Regions from separate parts of the Mus musculus genome. Here all the other regions are linked to region 1. Evidence: chromatin loops called from intact Hi-C (ENCODE). Cell type or tissue: heart. All regions are shown on one strand.

Region 1 (2,500 bases):
CAATCACCACATCCCCAAGCAGGTTTCTATCCATGGGGCAGCGTAAAGAGGCAGTGTAGAGTTTCCAACTGGCCTCTGTCTCCACCGATGTGTCAGTACCTTCAAATCCCCCTGAGAGTCCGAGAGAGTAAGAGACTGAGGCAAGTCTGGCTCATTTCCATCTCCCCTGGGAAAGCACACCTGGAGAGATATCCGTGGAAAGCATGCAGCGTCTAATCTGGGCTTTTGTAACCTTCTTTCATAATTCACTTTCTTATCTACTGCCTCTGAAAGACCACTGAGAAATAGGTACAAACCGTATCAACAGAAGATCAGAACTCCATTCCCTGTGGCAAAGGCGAGTTTATACATTATAAATAGCAGAAGCAGCCGGCTTGAACCATGCTGCCAGCCACTTACCCAGTTGAGGGATTTGAATGACATCATAACCCTGGAGAGAGTATTGCTAGCCAGCTGGTATTATTTGGAATACACACTCAGACACAGACACAGACAGACACACACACTTACACACACACACATATGCATGCATGCACACATACACACAACTGTGTCTCACACACACACACACACACTCATTTATAGAGAACAATACAGCCAACGGGAAACAGTGTGTGCCTCCCATACTGCTTCCTTGGGGTCAAGGAGGTGACAGGCATCCAGCTTTGTTGAAAACTAGGATCATTTTATTTTTCAATCCATCCCAGATCTCAGCATAGCCTGATTCTCTGCACAAAGCATGACACAGTGTCCTGACAGGAGCCAGCCCACTGCTGCCTGGCCATCTATAGGTTTTAGGAAATGAGATCATTCCCCTTGCCTGGCAACTAGGACAAGGGTCACTCTATCCCCTCCACCTCCCCTTCCCCTGAGAGCTGCCTTTCGATCTAGTTTACCCTGGTCATTTCAGGGTTAACAGCATTGTGCTTCCTGGAGATAGTCTCTTCTTCCTTTTTTTGTTTTTTTTTTCCTTCAAATTTTGCATTTGCCCTAAAATATAAAGTTGCCCCCGTGTCCCACTTAGATCCTCTAATCCTGGTGAGGTGTATTAGCACACAAGTGTACCTTCAAACCCTGTGGAAAGTTAATCAGAGAACAGAGCCTATTTTTCTATGGCAGCCTCAGTATTTAATGTCTGCTAACCCTGTCAGAGACACACATTCTTTTAGGGGGGGGGGGGGTGAGTCTCTGTGCTCCAGTTTTTAAGAGCGAAGGTATGATGTTATTTGTCACGGTGCCCAAAAAAGTCCTTACTCGATAACTTTGCCAGAAGAGGGAGAGAGAGAGAAGGCGAATGTTCCCCCAGCTGTTTCCTGTCTACAGTGTCTGTGTTTTGTAGATAAATGTGAGGATTTTCTCTAAATCCCTCTTCTGCTTGCTAAATCTCACTGTCACTGCTAAATTCAGAGCAGATAGAGCCTGCGCAATGGAATAAAGTCCTCAAAATTGAAATGTGACATTGCTCTAACATCTCCCATCTCTCTGGATTTCTTTTTCGCCTCATTATCCCTGCCCACCAATTCATTTCCAGACTTTGTACTTCAGAAGCGATGGGGAAAATCAGCAGCCTTCCAACTCAATTATTTAAGATCTGCCTCTGTGACTTCTTGAAGGTAAATATCTCTTACTTTTTTTTTTTTTAACTCGTTGGAGAATTGTATTTAAACTGTGTACTGTTTTCTTCTGCCTAGAGTCTTTATTTGCTTTAGAATTTGCATTGTTTCAGAACTGGGGGTTATTTACAAATTGCTGAATGTGCAGTTCTGTGCGAGCTGTAAAAGGAGCTCCGGGGGATGAATGCATTTGCAGAGGTATCTGTACGGGTAGAAACTATTGCAAGGTACTTCTGCTAAAGCCTCCGCTTCCACAGGGCTTCCACACTGCCGTTTTAAGAGACTCCTTTAAATCTAGCCTATGGCTCGGGGCGAGAAAGATGACTATAAACTCGGGAGTGCTTCTCTCTCACAGGTGCAGGCGTTGGCTTTTTCAGAGCATGTTCTTGTGTCTGTGTCTATGTATGTGTGTGATTTGTCAGGACTTTATTTACGAGGCATGTCACAGATTAAAAGTTACATTTTAGATGATAGGAAGGCTTTTAAAAAATGCTTTTTTCTTTCTTTTTTTTTGGAGCCAAGAATCGGGAATTCTTTGCACTTCTGCCCAGAAAGTCAAAGTTAGGGGAAGTTTAATTTGCTTTTCTGTAAAAGCTCTTAGACAACTTGCTGTCTTTGCATATTCAGAAATTTTAAACAGATACAGGCTGTGCTCAGAAAGCAGGAGCTTACTGGCGGCTGCTTGTCCAACTTTTCTCTTTGGAAGGGGACTTTCGTGACTGAGCTGGGGTTTGAATTTTGGTTTAAGGCTCTGCTCTTAGACTCACCGCGCGGCGCGGCAAGGCAAAGCCTCTTTAGGTGAATCGGCTGCTGCTTGCCCCTGCTGCTGCTGTGCTGCCTCTGTCACTTGCCTCTGGCTCTGTCGCTCGCCCCTGCCGCTGCTGCTG
Region 2 (2,500 bases), 69 kb after region 1:
TCTTTGAGACTTTTGAGATCTTTGAGGTTTTTTTTTTTTTCTTTTTTCTTATCTCTTTGGAGTGGTGAGTAGCAGAGTAACTAACAGGTCACCTCCAGAATCAGAAAGCACTTCCATAAATCTAAACCAGAAGCCCAGCTTAACTGTAATAAGAAATGTCAAATGATCATGATGCCAGTGCCCATCCTGTGTAATAGTGTGGGATAAACAAGAAAGCTTAAGCAGAAGCCATGGATGACGTAACCCTTAGCATGTGATGGATGCTTCAGTGATGATTACTGTCATTGCTTCTCTTGACTCTAACAATCACCTTAGAGGAATCTAACGGTTCCTCTGCGGCCTTAGGCACGTCAGTAAATCTTAGCAAGCCTCAGTCTGGAAATGGAGTGGACACAAATAAGGTCACCTTGCCAAAATGGATGTGAGGAGCTGGTGAGAGAATTCACTCAACCATAAAGCCTCAGCAGGTGTCGAATGAGATTCTTGTGACATTTGTTAGTAACCTCTGATGACCTTCACTCTCAAAGAGTCTAGGGGTAACTTTTCAGGGGAAAGTGTGAGAGCCGTGGAAGAGAGTAAACGGCCTCCGTTACAGATTAATCCCTTCCCCAGCTCATTCCTTAATAAGCTGGTTAGCCCTTCTTTCAAAAGGGTTGGTTTCTTTCATCAACCCCAGAGAGCTGGAGAACTGGCATTTTTCTTTTAAATCTTACCTTCTCTGGTGTCAATTGGAAATAATATTTACTCACTACTGTTTTCCTTTCAAAAAAATCTGTCTAGTTGCACACTAGAAACAGTTTCAGCTGGTTTGTTTGTCTTGGACAAGCTGCTGAAGTGAGAAAAAAAAAGTTTTTGCTTGGCTGCATGTGAAACTGTTTCATAACCGTTCAATAAGTGCATTGAAGGTGGGTGCCAGCTCCGAGGAGCGCTGCTCCTAAAGGACCTCCACTTGTAGACTATTGTCAAGGGTAACCAGCATAATTAAATTAAGACAATGAGAAAAGCAACAGATGCAACTGAGACCAAGTCCCTGAGTGCTTTTGTTAGTCACTATCATTGTCTGCAACAAAGAAGTCACATGTGAGAGACTGGGAAGGGAGCCAAGTGCAAACTAGACTGCACAGCTGGTTTTAAATGGGTTCTCTGAGCCTGTGTGCCTGGAAGCATGCTACTTAGAGCAGTGGATGAGGTGGGTGAGCTTCGATCCACCCCCCACCCCCTCACCCCACCTTGTCCTCCCGCCCCCGTCCCCCCTGGAGGAGGCTGAGTCAGACCCATGGGATAACCACTAGGGGACACTTCGGCTCAACCGCACCCTGCCTATCTTCTACTTTCAGAGAAAAGAAAGGCCCAGAAGATAAAGATCTGTAAAATGGCCAATCGAACCTCATCTCTCCACTTTCAGCTGCTGCACAACCCTTGTGCGCATTTAAAAAGTAAAGTACAGAAGATACCTAAATGTGATCTTTAACAAAGTTGCAGCTCAGCTTGAGAATTGGAGATTCAACAGATCATGGGATTCCTTTCGCTGTTGCCAGTTCATTCTTGAGCTGGTCTACCGTGTACATTTCTTGACTCCTTTCTTTATTTCTAAGCTAGTGTGCATCTTAAATAGGAAAGAAAATATTCAAATCCAAATTAGTATACTTCCCTATATGTTGGTTCATTTAGTTAGCAATTTAGTAGAATAGTGCCATCCTTAAAACTATTCCAAGCTTTTGGTATGATAATCAGATGAGCCCATATGTAAAGTTTCTAATAGTTTGGAAACTTTAATGACCCCATTCTTTTGCCAGATATCTTCCTTTCATTTCTCTATTAAAAAAATGATTATAAGAAGCAGAATAAGGAACAAACGTTCATCCATAGCTTAGTGGGTAATGCTTTGTCCAGCAACAAATGTGCGTTGAGGGAACTTTATAAGATGTATGCTACATAAAGGGAAGGTCTCAGGATTTTTAACTGATGGCACTTCAAGGTGCTCTACTCAAGGCCCCACTTCCTGTTGGCCTGCTTCTTTTATAATGGCCATGAACCTGTTACTTTAAAGAGTGATGTTTATATAATGCCACTTTTCTTCTGTTCTGTCCTTATGATAATGACCATTGACTCACAAAGGGATAGTTTCCTTTCATGTTTCATGAAGGACTCAGAGGCAGAACACATGTTCCAGTAGTGATGATCCATTTGTGTGATAAAATTCTCCACATGTCTAAGAGGCTTAGTTGATAAGTATTGGTTTGTATTTCTTTGGTTGGGTTTTTTTTTTAAGATTATTTTTATTTTTATGAGTACACTGTAGCTGTCTTCAGATACACACCAGAAGAGGGCATCAGATCCCATTACAGATGGTTGTGAGCCACCTTGTGGCTGCTGGGAACTGAACTCAGTGGTTAAGAGCACTGACTGCTCTTAACCACTGAGCCATCTCTCCAGCCCTCGTATTTGTTTGTATTGGTAGTATTCATCAGTGTTAGATCCTCTCCCTCTCCCTAACTCT
Region 3 (2,500 bases), 340 kb after region 1:
CTGCCTCCCAAGTGCTGGGATTAAAGGCGTGCGCCACCACGCCCGGCCCTGGAGTGGGCGTTTTAAGAAGCACTCCCAAACAGAAGCTCACGAATCCCATTCAGAAAAACATGACTCTTCTTCTGCCATAAAAGGCCCTTCGTCAGCTTTTGTGTCTACTTCTGCCTTGTTTCATTATTCTCCACTTCTGGGCATTTCTACTTACACCACCAAACAATCTTTCCTTTGCCTTAAACGCCATATGCCCTCATGTCTCTGTACCTTTGTTTGGACAAAGGTTTATTCCAGATTGTCATCTTAACTGCTCTTAATGTTAAGTAGATACTAAAGTCGGCTTCCTCTTCTTGTACAACTTAGAAGCTCCTATTATCCACAGAACCGCACACTTTGCATGTGGTGTGCATGTACTCGTGGATCTACAAGTGTTTGTACATGCTAATTTGCAATGCCACAACTTTCACAGGAGTTTGTTTGCACGTCCATCTAACTTTTGCACATCAAAATTCTGCATGTCCTCCCTTTGACTAGTGTAGCAGAGGAGATCCTGTCACTTCTTCAGTACTTGTTTTGGTACAATAAAAAGGTTTACTTTTGCTTAGGTGACCTGCCCTAACTCACATCGCTGGTAAAATGTGCAGCCAAACTCTGAACCAAAATCTTCATACTGTAGGTGTAAGATCGTTTACATGACGTAAGTGCAGTCACTTTCACAGCTGTGTGTCTCAGTTGTTGCTTGAAATTATGTTATGTCAAAACAAACAAACAAACACCCTTAGAAACGGATCTCCAGTGCATGAGGCTTGCCAGGGCTGAAGACAAGTTCTGACAGACTTCTCTAGACTTCACAAGGGCTAACAGAGTATCTGGCACTTAGTAGGATTACACAAAAAGAGAAGTGCTCTTCAGTGAATTATGGATCTTTTTTTTGTTTGTTTGTTTTGTAACAGGACTAAGCAATTAAAATCTCAAAACGGATACAGCTCAGCTTCTAACTTTCCCAGTCTGACCTCATCCCAACCCTGCGTCTGTCTCCCTGTTTCTGTCTGTCTGAATCTGTCTCTTTCTGTTTCTCTTTCTCTATTTCTCTCTCCGTCTCTTTCCCTCACTCCACCACTCCCACCCACCCACCCCCTTTTCTTTTTCAGATTTTTTCAGATTTTACAGCTAAAACAGCAACTGTGAAACCTGCTCATCAGCAGCTTTTCCCCGGCCCAATTTTACAATCGGAATCATGAACTACCAATCCCAGAATGCTGAGCGAGAGCGAGGGGGCGGGGCGGCCTCTCTGAAGCCACCCATTGAATGGTGAACACTCGCGCTTTCTTCCGGAAAGGCCCCGAAGGCAGGAACTTGGGAAAGGAGTCTGGGCTCTCTACTGGGCTGGGAGGAGCTTGTGCCTGAGCCCCGGGGTCCCCATCCGCTGAGGAGATGGATGAGGATGGGCTTCCTCTCATGGGGTCAGGCATAGACCTGACCAAGGTTTGTAAAAGACCGACTTGAGCGTCCGACAAACAGGGAAGGAGGCTTGGCCAAGGGGCCCTGGTTCCCAGGGAGACGCCACCTCTCCAGGCCCAATCCGGGCCCCTGTTTTCCTACTCTGGGCAATGGGGGGAGCCCTGCAGTCCACTTTGAAAGGGGTCCCTCCTGGGCTAAGAAAAGAATTGGTGTGCCACGCAGCCTTTGCTCCCCACATCACGTGTCTCTACGCCCGAGGTTGACAGTCTGGAGATAGTACCACCTCTGACACTTCACCTCTTATTCGACTCTCTAGCTGCTCGTGTGTGTGTGTGTGTGTGTGTGTGTGTGTGTGTGTGTGTGTGTGTGTTTGACTCACACAAGATTCAGAAAAACAAATCAGCGACTCTTCTTAGCCCTTCGTGAACCACATGTCCCAGGGCAAAGACCATCCATCCCCCTCTATGAAATCCAGATATCCAAAGGATTGCAGAGAGTGTGTTTCTCCTGTAAGAATCGTGTTTGCTTTTTTACATGACACAGGTGCCAGCTATTCAACAGAAAAGAACCGTGGCCTTTCTAAACCAGTTTGTGGTGCACACTGTGCAGTTTCTCAACCGGTTTTCCGCAGTTTGTGAGGAGGTAGGTCCCGGGCTACTACTTCATGGAGCGGCCGAGAAGTCGCCTTCCGTCTTTCGTGGTGACAAATGTAGTCAAATGAAGTCAAACAAGAATTACAGCCTTCGTGTGTTCACTTTGCCATGAAATTCAAATGTCTTAAGGCCTTAGCATCTCTGATTCTGTCCCCATAAGTCCTGTGCGCTGTCTCAACTGAATTAGTATTCTAGAAGCTTCCATGAGATAGCTCAGCCAAGTTTGTTGTAATTATAACAAAGGGAATTCCAGAATTTCACAGTGGAATTTTTTTTTTATTTGAAAGGTTTTGTTTCATCTTCCTATTCTAGAGATTACATTTTAAATGTATGTTCGAGTTTATATCGAATTGCTTTCCATCCTTTGTGCCAAAAAGGATTCATGGAGGCAG

The links. Peaks named below come from ENCODE experiments on the same cell type or tissue, not always from the same donor. Only the 100,000 strongest peaks of a DNase experiment are listed, where the experiment ranks them.
Region 2: a loop joins it to region 1, with 4 times the contacts of the local background. A loop is called at or near these places in 5 of 42 quality-filtered maps.
Region 3: a loop joins it to region 1, with 2.5 times the contacts of the local background. A loop is called at or near these places in 2 of 42 quality-filtered maps.

The regions. Positions count from the first base shown.
Region 1 is chr10:87,857,800-87,860,299 of GRCm38, forward strand. Igf1 (insulin-like growth factor 1) reads left to right here and starts at 1,253. Exons shown (of 4, transcript NM_001111275.2): 1 at 1,253-1,613. The coding sequence starts at 1,551. The region is part of intron 1 of Igf1os (a long non-coding RNA gene); the gene reads right to left. In heart, a CTCF peak has its summit at 1,277 (motif pointing right); DNase peaks (open chromatin) are centred at 1,272 and 2,412; H3K4me3 peaks cover 1,930 bases; H3K27ac peaks cover 2,360 bases.
Region 2 is chr10:87,926,353-87,928,852 of GRCm38, forward strand. All of the region lies in intron 3 of Igf1 (insulin-like growth factor 1), which reads left to right. Among named protein-coding and RNA genes, the nearest start is that of Igf1os, 64 kb to the left of the region's middle. In heart, CTCF peaks have their summits at 1,296 (motif pointing right) and 2,345 (motif pointing right); a DNase peak (open chromatin) is centred at 1,109; H3K27ac peaks cover 1,100 bases.
Region 3 is chr10:88,199,814-88,202,313 of GRCm38, forward strand. It overlaps Washc3 (WASH complex subunit 3), which reads left to right and starts at 1,284. Exons shown (of 7, transcript NM_026070.3): 1 at 1,284-1,479; 2 at 1,999-2,097. The coding sequence starts at 1,429. In heart, no CTCF peak of the experiment used is centred here; a DNase peak (open chromatin) is centred at 1,338; H3K4me3 peaks cover 1,486 bases; H3K27ac peaks cover 1,584 bases.